Regions from separate parts of the Homo sapiens genome. Here region 1 is linked to region 2. The links are chromatin loops, found by intact Hi-C in ENCODE. Cell type or tissue: GM12878. All regions are shown on one strand. Links, peaks and the distances in the headings refer to the core of each region. The heading gives the core; the rest is flanking DNA. Region 1 overlaps STX7 (syntaxin 7). Region 2 has its middle 120 kb from the start of MOXD1.

Region 1 (10,312 bases), core at 748-8,747, 180 kb after region 2:
ATAGATACAGACAAGATTATTCCAAAGTTTATACGGGAAGACAAAGGAACTAAGTGGCTAAAACAATTTTGAAAAAGAAAGTGGAATAAACCAGCCTATTTGATTTCAAGACTTACTACAGTAATCAAGATTTTGGTGTTGGTGGAGGTATAGACACATAGTCTAATGGAAAAGAATAGAAAACCCAGATATAGACCCACACGAATGTGCCCAACTGATTTCTCATTAACTCATTTTTGCTCAACTGATTTTTGACAGAGGTGCAAAAACAATTCAATGGACAAAAAAGAGCCTTTTCGACAAATATCATGTTGGAGTAATTGAATATCCATAGGCAACAACAAAAAAAATGAACCCAGACCTAAGTCTCACATTTTATACAAAATTAACTGAAAATGGAATATAGACTTAAAAGTAAAACGTAAACTATAATACTTTTAGAAAACAACATAAAAGAGAAAATTTGGGGGATCTAAGGAGAGAGGCAAAGTTCTTGATACCAGAAGCATGATCCATAAAAAGAAAAATGGATAGAGTGGACTTCATCAAAATTAAACACTTCTGCTCTGTGAAAGGCCCAGAAAAGAGAAATGAAAAGACATGCTACTGACTGGGAGGAAATATTTGCAAATCACACATCCAACAAAGGACTAGTATCTAGAAAAAAATACACACACACACACACAGAGGCACACACACACATTATTTAAAAGCCCTCAAAACTCAACAGAAAAAAAATCCAATTAGAAAAGACATGAAGAAACATGTCACTAAAGAAGAGATACAGGTGGCAAATAAGCATATGAAACAAAGATGCTCAACATCATTGCCATTAGCGAAGGGAAAATGGTAAATCAAAACTGCAATGAGCTGTCACTATACACTTATCAGAATGACTAAAATAAAAAAGAGACACCACCAAATGCTGAAAAGGACATGAAGCAACTAGATCACTCATACACCACTGGTGGGTATATAAAATAGTACAGCTACTTGGTATAAGTTTGGCAATTTCTTAAAAACTAAACATTCAACTACTATATGACCCAACTACTATATAACTGCTGGGCATTTGACCCAGAAAACTAGATTATGTTCACACAAAAACTTGTACACAAATGTTTATAGCAACTTTATTTATAGTAGCCAAAAACTGGCCCAATGTCTCTCAGCAGGTGAACAGTTAAACAAACTGTGGTACATCTATACTATGGGATTCTATTCACACTAAAAAGTACCTGTCAATAGACTTGATACACATAATAAGCTGGATTAACCTCCAGAAAATCATGCTAAATGAAAAAAAGCCAATCCCAAAAGGTTACATATTATTATGATTCCAGTTATACAGCTTTATTGAAATGAAAAAAAAAAAAACTATAAAAATGGAGAACAGATTATGGTTGCCAAGGGTTAAGAAGGGAGTAGGGATGGGAGTGAAGTGGGTATGGTCATCAAAAGCAAGATGAGGGATCCCTGTGCTAGAAAAAGTTCTGTGTGGAAACGTTCTCTATCTTAGCTATACCAGTGTCAGTATCCTGGGTATGATATTGTATGACAGTTTTGAAAGATGTTCACTGTGTGGGAAACAAAGTGAAAGGTACACGAAAGAGGTCTCTGTATTATTTCTTACAACAGCATGTGAATCTAGTTTCTCAAAAGTTTAGTTAAAAATACTAGCATTAAACATATTTTATACTTTATAAAGAATGGGCTCTATTTCAAATGTCCATACCATTCCAAAGGAAAGTATTGGTCACATACTCCATTCTAGATTTAAAGAAAATTTAAAACAACATAGAAAATTTCTAAATGACTAAGAAAAATGTTTGACCACAGATCAGGAAAAGACATAAGGACAATAGGGTAGCCCTAATTTTGAACAAAAAATGTTTGTTTATTGCCTCCAAGATAGAACATGAATTTCTTGAACAAGAAATGTTTATTGCCTCCAAGATAGAACTAACGTGAATGATATATAACTAAGGTTATCTTACTATTAGCAAATTTTGGTATATACCCACTGCAAAATAGTACTTAAATGTTAAAACTATGATAACCTTTATGAGGCTGAACATTAAATCTGGCCCTGGGAAGAGGTTGGATGTGGCCTGAGGCACATTGAAAATGCCTCGAAATGAACTCAAAACGACCACAGTACCTAGGTTTGAGATAAGAATGAAATAAAATATATTCCCCATTAAAATCTTGCTTATTTTTAGAATCATTACTGACAGAAGGATCAGCTTTGATCTGAGAGCTTTTCACCGTCAAGTTTTTAGCTATACAAGTTATTAAAAAAGCAAAAGCTTGCATCTTACTTGGATTAAAAACCTAATTTCTAGAAAACAGGTTCTCTTCTTTCTGGTCTGAGTTTAACATTTCAGATCTCCCATTAAACAACTGATCAAAAAACTTTCAGAGGGCATTAAAAAGTGAAACTAGGTATCAGAAAAATCTTAGTCGAGGCTAAATAACTGCATTTATAAGCTTTCTACCAATGCTATTAGGTGTTGGAGTTAGTAACTACTGCCTAACGATACTTACAGTAAACACTTAAAAATTTGTACTTTGGGTTGGCCAAAGTGGGAATTAATGCCCTTTCAAGTTTATTTAAAGATTCAATTCAGTTCTAGAAAACTCCCTCGTCAACAAGTAGAGGTGTTGTGCGTGTAACGACTGGACAGGAAATCTGGTTTTGCCTTCCACCACTTACATTTTAAGCATAAATGCCATCACTACACAAAACCTACGGGAATCCCACTCTAAGCAATTAAGTGACCAACCTCTTAAAAACTTGCCAGAAGCTACAGTGTCTACAAAAACCTATTTAGTGTGTTATTTAGCTCTATTTCTGCATTTAAAATTAGGATTATTTGGAGAAAAATATTACATAATATTCATGTTAACCAAATGATTACAAAAACAAAGAATTAAAATTGGTGTATTGATATGGTATTTGAATAATGAGAAAATGGGCCAATAGGAAGATTTTCTTCTTTATTCCTATTTGATTTAAAAGAAAAAGATTTGCCAAGGGATGGGTAGGGTTAAATTAAAAACATTTTAAGAAACATTTCTTTATATGGAGCATACTTACTGTTTTTGCTTTGAGTGCATTCTGATGAAATATAGATTCCAAATTCCCCTTGGATCTCACCCTTCTGTCTAGTGCTTTGCCCTCTATTTGGGGCAGTAATTCTATACATATCCTGTAAATGTCTGTCCTGATGATCAGGATGCCCAAGCTCTGAATCCAACTGCTGCCACCAAGAGAACGGCTCCTTTTTGGAGCCATTACACACAGATCATCACTCAAATCAGTAGTTTCTCTTTAGAAAACTAGCAATTTTCTGGTAGTCTGTCAATTAAGAAAAGAAAATGAAATTCAGTTACTTAGTAAGGAAAACTGGATAAACAGGAGGCTGGTCCAAACGGAGATTTATATTTAGACATTCCCTTTCTTCCTTGCCTCATTCCTTTCACACAGCTATTTCCCTTCTTTTAACACACCAAGTTCTTTTTATATGCCAAATAACAAAACATAAACTCCCTGAGGGCAGGAAGCTTATTCTTTTGGTTCACTCTTAGAACACTATGCCCAGGCATGTAGTAGCCTGGCAAAAAGCCGGCCCCAAATAAGTGCCAAATTAAGTATTTATTAAGCAACTACTACGGGAGGGAAGGAAGAAGGGAAGGAAGGAAGGAAACTGTGTTAAGTCCTGGGGCCCCAGAAGCTTAGTATATGTATTTTTTATTTTGGTTGGAAAAAAATGACTTGCTTACCATCTAGAGCCAATGCTTCTAAATTTTTCCATCAAAGAATCTTTAATGAAAGTGAGGAAAATTCTGAGGCTTCCACTTCACGTGGTTTGAACTGTACATCTCAGTGTTTGTTTCACAATTATGCTAGACTGTCAACTCACTTCTCTTTCTAGAATGTCCTCTGCAGTGCAGGTAGACCAGAAACCACACTTCCCACAAACTCCTTCTGTCTCTGGTTCTAAGTTGAGAGTTGACCATGAGAAAAGGAGAGACCATCTTTCCTCAGAGGCCACTGCAGACAGAAGTGTAGGCGGGCAGAGGACATGAGTTTCACAGCAGTTTCAAAATCTCTTGCAAGGCACTGGCTTTGGAGCTATTAACAGCTGACAGCTGGGGACAGCTCCCTGAGACACACTGTCAGTGCTGCACGCCAACAGCACAGCCTTCTGGATGTTCTCAAGAGTCACAGCAGTGCCTGGGCCAGCTCCTGAGATCCACCCACTTTGGGGCCGCAGACACCTTCCTCACCCACCCTTTTGATGTCTAATTCCCTATGTTAAAACACTTTACACTTATAATCCATCAAGTGGTTTCTGTTTTTCTAACTGAATTGTTAAAATATGCAAAATTCACATTAAAGAAGTTTCCTACCTATCTTGTGACCTCAGTGAATGAGATGCTGCTTTATCCAATCTACTGACTTTGGAAAATCCAGCTGAAATGAGGAAAGATAATCGTGCATGTCTGGCAACCAGGTAATTTCTTTCCTATCTTTCATGTCACAGTATTTTGAGGACACAAATTCCTAAATACTCAGAAAAAAATGGTTTTATCTTAATTGATTTATAAATTATGTTAGGGTAGTTGTTAAACAGAATTTTGTCAAAGAAGCAGTACACTGTAACACTTTCAGGCTCCCATTGGTTTAAAATTTGATAAGTGTATTTCTTTGCTGACAAGTCAAACTGTTCAAATGTTATGGAGGACTAAAAAGGCCTGGGATTCACAGGCTCATTTTTTGTTTTAACTGAATCATGAAAATACACAACTTTTTTTTTTCCAGGAAAGACAGATGTTATTTACCACCAATGAATTTTTATCATATTTAAATGAACTTGAAAATGTCATTCAACTCAAATCCCTCAATCAACTTACTTCAGCCCATTCTGAAACTTCATATTGCAGCAAACCAGCCATGTGAAAGAAATAAATTCAATTTTGACTTTCAAAAAAAATAAATGCTGCATAAGTTACCCTTGTGGACCTTAGCTATTAAGGTGGACAATGACTTTATTTTCTTTACGTAAGTTTTATATTTTATTATGACATTCATTTTTTCTACATGAAGACACAAATAAAAATTATACCAACTACATAAACTATTTTGTACTTTCCTTGCTAAACCACAGATGTATTTCATGGAAAGAGGGGCCTTTAAAGGCACTTATTTATCATTGTAGGTGTGTCTAAACAATTGATATTCAAAAACACAACTTTTTGTGTACAAAATTTTACAATTTTTAACAAAAGCAGTGAAGACACTAAATAACCCAGTGGCGACCTCTTCAAAGTGCAGTGTCCTTGGTCACCAATGCAGATGCTACTGGGGCAGCCAGCGGGCTCAGAGGGTCCAACTCCAGACACTGCATCCATGGCTGTCCTAGACTGAGTTGCACTTGTAAAAGAGATGGTCCCACACCTACTAAAAAAACAAGCTACTCTAGTATCAATATGACATCACTCTTTTACCATCAATCATATTGCAAAACCATAGTATTTAACGACCAATAAACAGCCAAATACCTAATGCCACATTGTCGTTCAATTTACCTGGCTGGTTAATATCAGTCTGTGTTTGAGTATTTCTTTTGAGCACACAAAAACAAATGTATAGTCACTTGATGAGGAAATTCTTCACTTTGACTCAAATGGATTCACCATGCTGTCAGTTATGAAAACAACTCTAATTTTAATCTCCACAGGGCAACCTTCACTTTTCACAGCAGTTCTAAAACTGACCTACAGAAAAGTTCAAGATTTTTTAAAAAATTTGGCTACCATACTATGTTTCTTATTTAATTTTCTCTAATCAATACTACTCTTACGTTCCAAATATTTCATGGGAAATTTTTCCCTCAAACTTAATATGTTTCTTAAACAAATTGAAGCCACTAAAGTTCCTGTTTAAACCACTGATAACTGCCCCAGTTAAAATAATAATAATTTAAAATGATTACACTTCAAATAAAGGTACTAAAATCACGCCCCCCAAATTTGTAAGCGCTTTTGTTGTTATTGGGTACTCACTGTGAATAGAAGTAAATGTACTTGACCTGTATGAGAATAAACATTTTATCAAGTACAGCAAAAAAAACGGAACTGATTGTGAAAGCCATGGGGATGGGACTTTAAAACAGCGGTAAGACGCTGGTTTATCACCAGAAACCTCATGTGCCTCTGTGCACTTGAAGTAAAGACCACATTTGAGCAGGCCTGGTGGGCTGGCACAGGCCTCAGAACAGGTGCTGTTTGTGTGAATTCTCCTCCCTGCATTGTCCATTCTGTTCTAGGGCAGTCTGATTCTGGCAACAGGAGTCTCTAAGTTCCAATCACTCACTCACAAAAGAGTTTTCTGTAATCCCTTTTGTGGAAAAAAATGGAGTTTTTCTGATATGCAAAGCAACTTCTACCAGTCTGACAAAGTAGGTAAAATCGATGACACCCTAAAATAAAAACCTGGAGTGAACTGGTGCTCCAGAAAGATGCTGAATGGCCACAGTGCATGTGGTGATGTCTCCATGCTGAGGTTTCAGGCAGCACAGCACTAAGTATCAGGTGACCTGTGGTCCCACCAGAGCATAGTCCTCATGAAATAGGCCTAACCAGATACCTTTTAACTCATCTTTATTTTGGTTGCAAAGATGTGGTTTACTTAGCTACTTACTATTTGTTCCCATTTGAAGTCTCAGAGCTTGCCAAGTTAAACACCGCCTTCAGTACCGAGCTGCTATACAAGAACATTATAAAATACAAAGTATAAACTAAGATAATCCTCTTTACAGAATTCAGATTAGTGCATTAAAACAACATTGATTTAAAAAGGGAAGTGAGATAACTGGCAAACCTCCAATTGCTTTTTTAATGAAGGATGACACAAAATGGCACGCAAGGTAAACACTAAATTTTGTCAGGTGCTCAAAAACAGTTAATTGTGGGAAAGTTACTTTCCAAAAGTAATTTTGACCTAAAAATATTAACCATTATTCTATAAGACATAAGGGAAGGTAAATAATGGCCCACAAAACCAGATGATATGGTTAAGATAACTAGTTTAGTGGAATAACAAACTGGGGTCTTAAGAATCCAAACGCAATAGGTATTGGTATTGGTTGTTCATACTCTTCTTCCAAATTATGTTAAACATTTTTAGTAACTACACTTTCCCCCGTAAACATCAGACTTAAATAGACCATATGTAAAAACAACCTATCCTTAGTAATTTTACTAGGCAATCTACAGCAAAAGCTTAATATATACACAGAAAGAGTATCAAATAAACTAGAAAAGTATTCACCGACTTCAGGGTAAAAAAGATCTTAAAAGAAAACCAACAAAAAAATGAAAGACACTTTGTGCTGTTGTGAACCAGAAAAATACAACCCATGTATAGACCTTAATTATTTTACATTATTGAGAATATTTTCCCTGCTGAAGCAAATCAAAATTAAATTTGAGAATTTTAATTGAAGTAACACACATCTAGGTGTGTCACAGTGACAGGGAGATGCAAACAGAATACACACACCTTTAAATTTACGAATTCCCAAAACTAAGTCAAGCAGGGTAAATAAATTATAAATGAAAGGCATATGCAATGTGGGCAAAAACTTAACAACTATTAAATTGAAGACCAAGGGAGTTATGTCAGCAGTGACATTTAGAAAATCTTTCAGTATTAGAAAATATCAGATTTAATCCAAAGGAACCACCCCAACCCCCCCAATAAAAATAACAAAGTATGGGAACCATCCTTTATACAATAGCTTTAAAATAATAATTAAAAAAACATGATTACAGGAATCTTCCTACATAATTTAGACAATGTAGTGCGACAGTGTGCTCCTTTATAACTTCAGTGGTTCAATCCCCATATGATGAGACTGATAATCGCAACTCCAATGACAAGGATAAGAATGATGATGCACAGGGTTTTTCTGGATTTGCGCTGCAGACGCAAAAAACAAAACAAAACAAAAAAACATGTTTACAGATTTAGTGGAGTACCTCTACAGCAACTAAAAATAATTTGGTTCATTTCTAGAGTAAAATCAGTAGTAGTATATTGCCCTCAAATTTTTGACTGTGTTTTTTTGTTCCTCAAAAATCTCTTTAATACATATGGCACTATTCTTTCAAAAAAATTCTTGAACTAATGCTACAATTAAGGGAGCAATTTTTCAACTTTCATTGGTAATTTTTCTAAGGGTGTGGCTGACCTTAAGAAAGAAGACACCACTAAATAAGTTACTGACTTAAACAAGAGACTGAGGTTACCTATGAATAAAAATAAAGAACAGCTTACGAGCTTAAACATTCTTTACCTTTTATTAAAGTTTTTCTTAAAAATGAGTTCTCTGAAGATATCAGTAAGTACAAATTGGCAACTTTTCTTCACATATATTTCTTTTCTTTTTTTTTTGAGATGGAGTCTTGCTCTGTCACCCAGGCTGGAGTGCAGTGGCACAATCTTGGCTCACTGCAATCTCTACCTACCAGGTTCAAGAGATTCTCCTGCCTCAGCCTCCCAAGTAGCTGGGATTACAGGCGCGTGCCACCACACCCAGCTAATTTTTTTTTTGTATTTTTAGTAGAGACGGAGTTTCACCATGTTGGCCAGGATGGTCCCATTCTCCTCACCTCATGATCTGCCCACTTCGGCCTCCCACAGTGCTGGGATTACAGGCGTGAGCCACCACGCCCAGCCCCTCACACATATTTCTTGTTTCCAAAATACAATGATTTTGGAATGAGTTTCCAAAATCATTCTCATTCTTTAATATTAATGGGAAACTACATTCAAAATCTCAACAAACAAAACCACAGAGCAAACAAAATCATAATGCTGTCATTGAAAACCGAATGGTTAAGAATTTTGTTCCGTTCTTCATTCCTGGTTCAGTTGTAGATTTCTTTAATGGCGTTTGTACCTCACATCAACATGCAGGAATCCTTTTTCTTACAAAGTAGAAAAATTTGTAAATTTACTTTGTGTCAAGTAGAAGTACCAAAATATTTATAAAAAGATACATTTCTGAGTCTGAAATTACACTGAAAACCATAAATAGTTTGAATATTCCACATATTCATCTAATTTTTCCAGTGAATACTCCTTACGTATCAAACACAATTTCTCTAAAATTTCAATACCATGCATAAATATTTTTCCCAGACTCCAGTTGGTTACCACAAACACACATGTAATGTACCTGTGAGTCATCACGGGTATCCCACAATGGTGTGTTTGTTGCCTGGGGTACTCCCCCTAGCGTGGGGTAATGAGACCCTGGGGCAATGTGGTGATAAGTGAACTTGAATTTCTCACCTTCCTTATTCTTAGGGTTCACCCAAACATATCAAGGCTTCCAAACAGAACTATTGGAAAGCTGCCTCTTTTCTCAGCACTTGTGCTGCATGGCCATCTCGTCCCGCTTCGGGAGCTGGGGGAATTAAGCCTAGGGGCAGCTTCCAGTCCTGGGGTGTAGCTTGGGACATGTGCTTTTTCCTGTAGGCTTGGCCTTCCACAAGGAAGAGGAAGAGTAAAACTTGGCAGAATATCCACATTTCCCCCAAATCCAAAAGCAAAATAAAATACCATGTGAACCTAGTCACTGATGGATCCTGTTAAGTTTCAGCAGTTATATGCTAACAGCTCCAGAAGACTTCTGGCATTTGCAGGGGTGTGTGTGTGTGTGTGTGTGTGTGTGTGTGTGTGTGTGTTTTCAATTATTCGTGAGGGATACCTAAAGTCCATGACACAGTGATATAGTGATATTAATTTCACTGAGCTGCATATCTGAATGACATGGACAAAGATAATAAACAGGAGTGACTGTCAGTGAATACAACTGGTTATAACTCAGCAATCTCCATAGCTTCATTATTATTTACTTATCACTGAATATGCAGTAATTTGTCCAGTAAAAGATGGACTGTGAAATAAAGGCAACTTCTAAGGTTAGTGAGAAAAACAAAAAGCAATTGAAAATGTCTGAGAAGGTGACAATATCTTAGATATTTTATAAGAAGTTAACAGCGGCTGGGCATGGTGGCTCCCATCTGTAATCTCAGCACTTTGGGAGACTGAGATGGGTGGATCGCTTGAGCCCAGGAGTTCCAGACCAGCCTGGGCAACACAGCAAAACTCTATCTCTACAAAAAATACAAAAATTAGCCAGGCGTGGGGGTACACACTATTCGGGAGGCTGAGGCAAGAGAATGTCTTCAGCCAGGAGGCAGAGGTTGCAGTGAGGCAAGATGACACCACTGC
Region 2 (10,312 bases), core at 1,057-9,056:
TGGAAAAGACCCTGAACAGTTAGTGCCGTGGCAGGAGGGTCCAAGCGGCTGCAGAAGAAGCACATTCTGTTCCTTTTCTTCACCAGCCAGCCAGACCAAATGAGTGGGTCTCCTCTCCTCTCCGGAGCCACATTCCAGCCTGGACAGGAGAGGTGCCCCCGACACACAGTGTTTCCTACTAGCAAATGTGCTAAAATTAACTGAAGTTCCTCAAGTCCTGGCTAGGGAGGTAACACCGTCAGCAGAGCTCCCCGTTCCTTCCTCAGCACACTGCTTTCCTTGCTATCCCTGGGGCAAGTTGTCTTTGGCATCTTGAAGGATTTATACGTGTTGTGTCTTAAATGTGTAACTCATTAGTAATGAGCCAATAGTGGAAATTTCAGTGAACAGAGCTTTTTACTCCAGTAATTCCAGGTGTGAACCACAAATAGAAAGGTTCTTTTTGTGAATTTTTCCTCTACGGGCGCTAGCTATCTGGTGTTTGCACCCTGAGTCCTAGGAAAGCTAACACGGAAATAAAGCCTCCCAGTGTTTGTGTCTGTTATCTATAGGTCCTCCTAATATTGCCCTTCTAGGACAAAGGTGCCTTCCTTTCCAATAAGCTTTCTTCAGGGAGAACGCAGTGAAGGAGCCGGATCCTCTGAGACCAGTTCAGAGGCACCCCCTCTCCCACACAGCCTGGTGCAGCTGGGGCCGGCAGGCAGGAAGTTTGCCCCACGGGATAGCAGTTGCGGTCCTGCAGGCTCCCTAAGAATGGCATTTGGTCTCCTCAGAGAGGTTGTTAAAGTCATGTTAGACCTCTAAGGAATTTCCTCACTTACCCCAGGCTGACTCCAAGCCCCAGCACAAACTTTTCACTTTGGATCTCCTCCCCTCACCCACAATCCCTTTGGCCTGAGGTGATTTCCTGCCGTCTGGTCAAGACTGGCCCTGGTGCCCTCCCCTCTCCATTACCAGCCTCTCTCCTGTGTCCCATGCAGACCCACAGAGAGTCTTGCCTTCTGCTGACAAAACATTCCCATGCTCTGTGATCCTTCCTCTCCAGGGCTCTAGTCTCTTTCTGGATCTCTTCAAATCAATATTCCGCTTCCTAGAAAGCAGGAAGTTGGGCCAAAGCACAACAATATGGCTGCCGGTAGAGCGATGTGGCAGGAGAGAAAGTGACATGGGCTCAGAGGCACAGCCTGGGGAGCGCTGTTCCTCACTTGCCTCCTAATCTTGGGCAAATCTCTTACCTGCTTTGAGACTTTGTTTTTTCATCCTAAAAAAGATTATACTCTTATCCCAGGAGTAATTAAATATTCTATTCAAGGCATTCAGTACTGGGCTGGCAACAGGGTGCTTCTCGATATTAGTATTACTTGTTAACAGTGGCATTTATCGAAGTATCTCCTGAAGAAACTAATCTCATGATTCACTGTAGCAAATAGGGTTCAAAATTCAAATATGCTTGGGAAATTTGAACTGTGAACTGAAGCTTACACCAGGCCATATGGAGATTTATAATGATCACAGGTAGTTCTTCCCCTGGACAAGCTACTTAACTTCTCTGCCTCCATTTTCTCATTCATAACATGGGGGCTAATAACAGTTTCTTCCTCTTATTATTTTTGTGAGCACTAAATTAGGTGCCCTATATTAAATGTTTTGCAAAATGCCTGCTGTATCACATATGTGCAACAAATGTTAACAAGTAGTATTAGAATTAAGTAGTAGTATTACAATTAAGTAGTATTACAGTTTATAGTGCTATCACTATTTAATGATACTGAAAATTCCTAAAATTAAAAACAACAAATAACACCGTCTTTTTAATGTTGCTGAACTGTTGCAATGTTGCAAACTTTATTTGGCCAGGGATCTCTTTTCTGGTGACCAGTGGGAAACACTAGCTAAAGAATTAAACCTTTGAGAGATATTTGGTTTGGAACAGAAAGCACCTGAAGATATTGTGTCTTGATCCAAATAACTTTTCAGCCTCTAGGATTTCCCCCGAACTCTTATTGGCATAATGGTTCATGCTGTCGGAGAAGAAATGTTGAAGATGGTGCAGTAGTGTCTGACTTGTGGGCTTCAGTGTCCAGACAAGAGAGCATCCTAGCAGAGACCCAAGAACATGGATCTAATGCTCAGATGGAACAGAGTCTAAATCCTCACTGAGTATTCTTTATTATTTTGGAGGAAGGAATAAAGAGAAATTTTCTAATCTCACTAAACTTCAGTGTTCTCATCTACAACATTAAAAATAATTGTACCTACCTCATAGGATGGTTATATAGTATAGTAAATGTCATGTAAATTAACCTCAATAAAGTCTGTCTCCTAGTTATTATCACAATGTATTAGTCTGTTCTCATGCTGCTAATAAAGACATACCCAAGACTGGGCAACTTATAAAGGAAAGAGGTTTAATGGACTCACACTTCCACATGGCTGGGGAGGCCTCACAATCATGGTGGAAGGCAAGGAGGAGCAAAGCCACGTCTTACGTGGCAGTAGGAAAAAGCTTGTGCAGGGGAACTCCCATTTATAAAACCATCAGAACTCATGAGACTTATTCATCACCATGAGAACAGTATGGGGGAAACTGCCCCCATGATTCAGTTATCTCCACCTGGCCCTGCCCTTGACACATGTGAATTATTACAATTCAAGGTGAGATTTGGGTGGGGACACAGCCAAACCCTATTGCATTATATCATTAGAATCTTTGTTATTATTATTCCAGATTCTCTGCCTGACTGGTATGTGACCTTTCACATCATACACTTGTATGTCTGGAAATTCCTTACAGACTTTTCAGGGTTGAAAGAGAAAATGGACGTGAAAAGTGTGGCCTTGGAAAACACTCACTGGGTAGAACTCCATTCCTTCCCCTGGCTTGCAGGACAGCCAATGTATTTCATTTTTTACTGTGCCTCATTGCTTCTTATATGGAGACATTGCTTTGACCAGACTATAAATCTTGAAAAACAGATTGAATATTTCCTCCCCTTGCTCTACCGTTCTCTAAGTACCTGGAATATGCTGAGCTTATAGGAGAGTATCAGATTCACTGCATGAAAGGAATAATGGAAAGTCAGGTATTAAACCTGACCAGTGTGGGAGAAAGTTTCAAACTACCATCTTTCTAGAACCTTCAAATTAAAACCAAAGAGAAAAACACATTAAGAAACTCTTGTCTGGCTTTGTGTCCCAGAAACAGGCACCATCTGTTCTGTGGAAAAGGGCAAATTTAACTCTTGGCATGCTTTATTCTTTCTGAATTAAAGTATTCTTTTTTGGGGGGCGGGGGGTGGCCTGTGGGGAGACAGTCTTGCTTTGTCACCCAGGTTGGAGTGCAGTGGCACAATCTCAGCTCACTGCAACCGCTGTCTCCCAGGTTCAAGTAATTCTCCTGCATCAGCCTCCCAAGTAGCTGGGACTACAGGCGTGCACCACTGTGCTCGGCTAATTTTTTGAATTTTTTTGGTAGAAACTGGGCACCATGTTGGCCAGGCTGGTCTCCAACTCCTGACCTCAGTTGATCCACCCAGCTCAGACTCCCAAACTTCCGGGATTACAGGTGTGAGACACCATGCATGGCCCTAAGTTAAATTATTCTTATGTGAGGTGTGCCTTAAATTCAACCTCAGAGTCCTCAACTTGAGGAAGCAAAATCCTATGGGTAATTTTTAACTGTTATTTTTAATTGGCATATAATAATTTTACATATTTATAGAGTATAGCGTGATATTTTGATACATGTATACAATGTGTAATGATAAAAATCAGGGTAATTAGCACTCCATCCCCTCAAATATTTATCATTTCTTTGTGTTGGGAACATTCAAAACCCTCTCTTCTAGCAATTTCCTATGTGTATTTTGTCTTGCAGAATCTGATCCTCCCAGAATTGGTCTGCCAGTTTCCAGGTCCTAAATAGCTCCCAGAACACTGCAGAATGGCTAACAGCAGTCCCCTAGTGTAGAAGTCAATGTCACCTACTTTGTTCTGAAGATTGTGTACTAAGGTAATTAAATGAAAAAGGAAACTTCTCATCTCTGGATGTCTTATGATCTCAAAATTCTACCTTATATAACTATTCAGAAGGCAGGAATAAGCGTCATAGGATGGCCATAACATGCAAACAATTTTATATTAGTTACATTTTCATTTATACTCTCTTTATTGTAAAAGTTGAGAAAATAACAAAATTAGCCATAGAAGTATATCTCCTTTGGGGAAAACTAAATTAACATGTAGTTTATTATTAGATAAATTCACTTTGTTGAACAATCTGATTCATTTTTTAAAAAATAAAATATAGTAGGTAGTTGTCTGCTTCTTTAGTCAGTAGTCAGTGCATTCCTGGAAAACAAGGGCTTTACCTTCTAGTGTAATAAACTTCCTTTAAGCATACTTAAAATATAGAAATTAATGTGCGCAGCTTTCATTGCCTAACCCATCTATTTCATGAGAAGGACCATATCTGAATTCTTGAAGACAGATAATATAATGCGAAGCTTCCTATTTATTTAAAAAATCAATGGTGCCAATGTGTTTCCATTATGCCAGACACTTGCCAAGCATTCAGTTTCTTGAGACTGAAAATTTTAATTTAGCAGCGTTTCTTACAAATGGACATGAATAATGAATTTGGGTGCATTTTATTGTTTGTTTAGTTGTTTCAGTTTGAAGTGAATAGAAATATGTGGCCATGTCACTTTTTTCAATATATTCCACGAATGTACACAAGACACTGTGAAGGAAACACTGTTTGGGTCCAAAAGCAATACTTCCTAACAAATTTCCTTTAAAAAGCTGTAGTAAGATAACATTTCTTGTCTTTATTATGTAATAATAATAGTAAATCCCATTAGTATTGCATTTGAGATTCCTATGCAGATCTTCAAATGTCCACCCAACCATATGGCAATATTGAAGTCCTTCTTTTAAGTCTTACTTTGGGTTGTTTTAGGAAAGAATTTACGACTCTCTTTGCAAAGTGCCAGATCTACCAGAAGAGGGCACTGTGCTCCTAATTCACTCCGAAAGAAGCAAACATTCTCACTTTGAGAAACAGCTCTGTGTCCTGTCTTATCCCAGAAGATTCCAGGGGCTGAAAAAGGAATGTTTACACCAAGCATCTATTGCATTTGGATGGAGATGAAACGGGGAAGTCGTAATGAGTTCAATAGTTCCAAAGGCAAGAAAACAAAGGTGACAACTATTTACTGGTTTGTCACCACTTCGAGTCATTTTTCGTCCATGCCACACGGTGGCGCCTCTTCATCAATTATAGCTGCGCTGCCGCAGGGAACCCGCAGACAACTTCGGTCCCAAAACCTGGAGTTGACAATCAGCACTGTCACTTTGAAAGTATATATATATATATATTTTACATAAGCAGAAGCTTTATGGAGAAATTTTGTAACAGCTTAGTTTTCTTTTTTTCCCTCTACTTATAAAAATTTTCTTCTTTTAGAGAATGTTTTCCTGTTAGAGATGATCAAGTGTTGGTTCAACGAAACAGAGAGCTATTTTCTTTGTATCTGGGGGATTTTCACCGGTCCCTGAGCAGAGTCTCCATTCAATGTAGAGAATTCTCAGCTGCACCTTGTCACTTGTTTCCACTACTAGGTTAAAATTCTCTCAGCAAAACTAAAGGAAAGCTTTATTTTAAGCAATCCATCCATAACAATCCACCTGTCCAAGCCATGAAAAAGATAAATTTTTAAGGAATATAATTGTATTACTCATGTTGCAGTTAGGTTTTCAATTATGAAGAGCTTAGCTGGATAATTTTCTAACTCATAATACTGGCTCTCAATTTGCATTTTGACTTGTACAGTCTCGTGAGCTTGAGACATTTCTGGGCTGTACTGCAGAAACTGGAGCCGCGGTCTCTCTTTGTCACATTAGAGTGCTGCACTTTCTAGAAAGACAAAAGAAGAGAGCAGCCTGGGCGTCAGTGGGCTTATGTAAGGAATGCATACTGATACGATGTCACAATAAAACTACTGATGAGGGCTGGGCGCGGTGGCTCATGACTGTAATCCCAGCGCTTTGGGAGGCCCAGGTGGGTGGATCACCTGACATCAAGAGTTCAAGACCAGCCTGGGCAACATGGCAAAACCCTGTCTCTACTAAAAATGCAGAAATTAGCCAGGCATGGTGGCATGCCCCTGTAATCCCAGCTACTTGGGAGGCTGAGGCAGGAGAATCACTTGAACCCGGGAGGCGGAGGTTGCAGTGAGCCGAGATTATGCCACTGCACTCCAGCCTGGACAACAAGAGTGAAACTCCATCTCAAAAACAAACAAACAAACAAACAAACAAAACAGACTACTGATGAGTATCTTTTTTTTTTTTTTGAGACGGAGTCTCACTCTGTTGCCCAGGCTGGAGTGCAGTGGTGCGATCTTGGCTCACTGCAAGCTCTGCCTCCTGGGTTCACGCCATTCTCCTGCCTCAGCCTCCCAAGTAACTGGGACTGCAGGTGCCTGCCACCATGCCCGGCTGATGAGTATCTTTAAAAACCCACCACATTGGTTAGTTAATCATTTGGGAATGCTCTAGGTTCATCCTCTACTCTCATGCTTCAATGGGTATGAGGTGGGGACTGGGAATATTTATTTTTACAAAATACGCCAGGTAATTCTCCCTCACTTCCAGGTTTTGGGGTCACTGAAATGGAAAATACGGTAAAAGAACAGATGAGAGATAAGAAGAACTTGAGTTAAACCTCTAACAGTGAGTATGGCAGGAAGCATTTAAGACACAGGGACAGATAGATTGTGAGGACTGGATAAATGAATGAAATCTATGATAATTCCAAGTTTATGGCTATGTGAATGAGAACACTGTGGTGCCAATTCACTAAAGCAGGAAATAGATAAGAACAAAGAATTATAGAGTAAGATGAGTTCTGTTGGGGATATAATACATTTGAAATGAATGCATAACTCCAAGTTGCTATGTCTAGTCCAGTTTGGAGGCCAGGAATTATCAAGATACAAATAATGTTGAACCCTCAGGAGAAAATGAAATGCTGAAGAGCACTGACATTTAAGCCTGGAAGCTGCTGAATTGCAAAAAACATATTTATGGCCAGCTCAGAATTGTTTAAGTTAAAAAATATATTGAAGCCTCTACTTGAGACTTGTATTCTCCCATTTGGCTAAGGATTCCTTTATTTCAAATTTTCTTAAAATCAACAAGAATGCTTGCTCACATCACCTTCTTGGCCACCACAGTTACTGAGTTTGCCAGCCCAGATATAAGGAGTGGACAGGGTTTGAGAAAAACTGAAAGATTGGGAAACAATGATGAGAGACAACATAACCAGGAGAGAAAAGTATGAAGCAGAAAGAAGTTTGCAGCAATCATTCTGTTGAATGCAACAGAGAAGGTCAATGAGATTGGTCTCAGAAGCAATTTGACTTTTCTTCTAATAATTCATGAAGGAGATGCATTTTTTCAACAAATGTCTGTTGAGCACCTTCTCTGAACCTGGTAGTATGTTAGGACCGAGTGAGACGACAATAAACAAGATAGATGTAATTGATGTCTTCGTAAAATTTATAGGCCAGAGGCCATAGAAAATATAGAGGGGATACAGAGAGATGAAACCTATGAAAAATGTGAGTGCCTGATGCTATCAGGGAAGAGGAAGAGTGCCCGGGACAGTCTCCTTGAGAAAAGGACATCTGCTGGCCATTTCTGCTTGGGTATCCGGCTTCCTATGGCTAGGACCAATCTGGCTTAGCCTTTGGCTTTCTGCTCTTCTTTGGCTCTGCACATTCTCCTGGTCTTAGAGTTGCTTTTAAACCAGGCCCCGTCAAATGGGTGGAATCTTTGTATTCCTGCCATGGGCCCAAGGAACCCCATTAACCAGGTAGATAAACTTTTCCCTACATTTATGAAAAGAGGAAAAATTTAAGTGGAAACCAAGTCATTTCAGATATTAGGCCATATGAGCTTTTTGACACGTAAGCTTATCAGTTTCATGAATGTTAATTTAGAATGCTACACATTGGCACCTAGAAGTCTGAAATGAGGAGACAGAGCTGAGATTATGGGAAAGTCAAGGCTGCTAGGATTTGCAGGAAGAGTATGAGAGAGGAGAGAGACGCACGGAGAGAAAATTCCAGGAGTTTTCCCCATTAAGTATTCAGTTGACTACGAATCATTTCATGCGGAAGCCAGGGAGAAAACCACTTGAAAGGACTAGAGGGAACAGTGCCTGGAGGTCACACAAGCTGGGAATAATGCTAGCGCCTGTTCACAACAGCCAGAGTGGAAATCTCACAATTTATCAGGTAGAATACTGAGACGAATTTTGCTTCAGTAGTGGGAAACAATCAACCCTAGACTAAATGCTGCGATTTTCACCAACAAAGCATAAAAGCAGATTTGAGGATTAAACCTTTTCCAAGTAACTTAGGAGTGTTCCAGAATAAAGTTCAAGAATATTTATATTAATATAAAAACATCTGGCAACCAACATGGTAAATCTTTAAATATCTGGCATTCAGTCAAAAATTACTGCAAATAATTTTTGCAAAGAAGCAGGAAAATAGAGTCCATAATGAGAGAAAAAAAGTCAGTCAGTTGAAACTGACCTAAAGATGTCAAGGTGATCGAATTAGTAGACAAGGGCATTATAATAGTTATTATAACCATATTTCATATGTTAAAGACACTAGCAGAAAGATTGGGCCTGGGTAAGAGAAACACAGACGATATTGAAAAATTCAGTTAAAATTTCTAAAGATAAAAATTACAATGCTTTTGATGAAAAACAAGCTGGATGGGGATATTTCCTGGTGAAAAGATTGAATTTAAAGGCAGCTATAAAGACTATGCAAAACGAAACTCAGTGAGAAAAAAGACAAAGAAAACAAATAAATAAAAAATCAATTAACTATGAAACAATGTCAAGGTGCCAAATGTATTAATTGGAATCTCTGAAGGAGAAGGATAGGGTTAGAAAAACAATTTGAAAAAAATCATAGCTGAAATTTTCCAAATATAATGAAAAACCATAAAACCAAGATCTGGGAACCTCGAGCACAAGAAACATGAAAAAAGTTACAACAGAGCATATCATAATCCAATTGTTTGATACTAATGGTCAATAGAAAGCAGAGAAAATACCCATTACATGCAAAAGAATAAAGATAATGATAACAAAATATTTTTATCAGAAACAATACAAAAGAGTAACATCTTTAAAACACTGAAAGAAAAAACTGTGTCTAGAATTTGCTACCTGGCAAATATATTTTTCAAAAATAAGGTGAAGTAAAGATTTTTTAGAATACAAAAGCCAAAAGAATGTATTACTAGTGGACTTTCACTACAAGAAATGTTAAAGGAAGTCTGACAAGCAGAAGGAAAATGATACCAGACAGAAACCTGGATATGCACAAAGGGATGAAGATCATCACATGGTTGCTAATTGCATGGATTAAAATAAAGGCTTTTGCATATTATTTAAATTTGTTTACAGATAATACACCTTAAAGCAAAAATATGTGTCATGGGGTTTATAACACATGAAGAAGTAAAATATACGACAAAAATAGCAAAAAGCTCTGAAGGGAAGAAATGGGATTTACTGTTGTAAGTTTTTGTGTATAAAACAGTAAAATATCACTTGTAGGTAGACTGTGATACGTTAAAGGTACACATTCTAAACCTGTCAACAACCACTAAAATATCACTACTAAGAGTCACAGCCAGCCAACAAAGGAAATAAAATGGAACTATACATAACACTCAATCCAAAATAAAGCAGAAAAAGAAAGAAAAGAGAACAAAGGACAAACATAACAAATAGAAAACAAGATTATAAATTTTAACCCAACAATATCAATAATTGTATTAAATATAAATGGTCTAAATACCCCCTATTAAGAAACAAGTTACCAGATTATCTTTTAAAAAAATCAAGACCCAACTATATACTGCCCAAAAGAAATTCACTTTAAATACAAAGACAGAAATCAGTTAAAAGGATTGAAAAATATATAGCACTATTCAATATGAACTTAGTACATGAAGGTTATTTTGTTATGAACAAGTGGCAGCCTGTTCATAACTGTAAGACAGATGAAAATAAAACTTTATTTTATTAGAATATAATCACATTTTATAGCATCTACTAAAGGAAATGAAGCTCCTAAATTGGAGAGCAGCAGTTTATATTGTTGATTCCAGCCACCAAGAGAAAACATTGTTACTCCTTTGTCCCAGTATATACTGACAGAATTCTTCAAATGATGCTTAAGTTGGTAAGAAAGACAATTTCTGTAGAAACTCAGAA

The links. Hi-C counts contacts between places; a loop is a spot of excess contacts. Peaks named below come from ENCODE experiments on the same cell type or tissue, not always from the same donor. Only the 100,000 strongest peaks of a DNase experiment are listed, where the experiment ranks them.
Region 1: it touches region 2 in a loop (8-fold over the local background); 3 of 110 quality-filtered maps call a loop at or near these places.

Annotation. Positions count from the first base shown.
Region 1 is chr6:132,452,861-132,463,172 of GRCh38, forward strand. STX7 (syntaxin 7) reads right to left here. Exons shown (of 10, transcript NM_003569.3): 10 at 1-7,990. The coding sequence ends at 7,898. Among named protein-coding and RNA genes, the nearest start is that of STX7, 55 kb to the right of the region's middle. In GM12878, for the core only: a CTCF peak has its summit at 4,208; a DNase peak (open chromatin) is centred at 4,031.
Region 2 is chr6:132,274,690-132,285,001 of GRCh38, forward strand. No RefSeq gene overlaps it. Among named protein-coding and RNA genes, the nearest start is that of MOXD1, 120 kb to the right of the region's middle. In GM12878, for the core only: a CTCF peak has its summit at 5,268 (motif pointing right); a DNase peak (open chromatin) is centred at 5,112; H3K4me3 peaks cover 266 bases.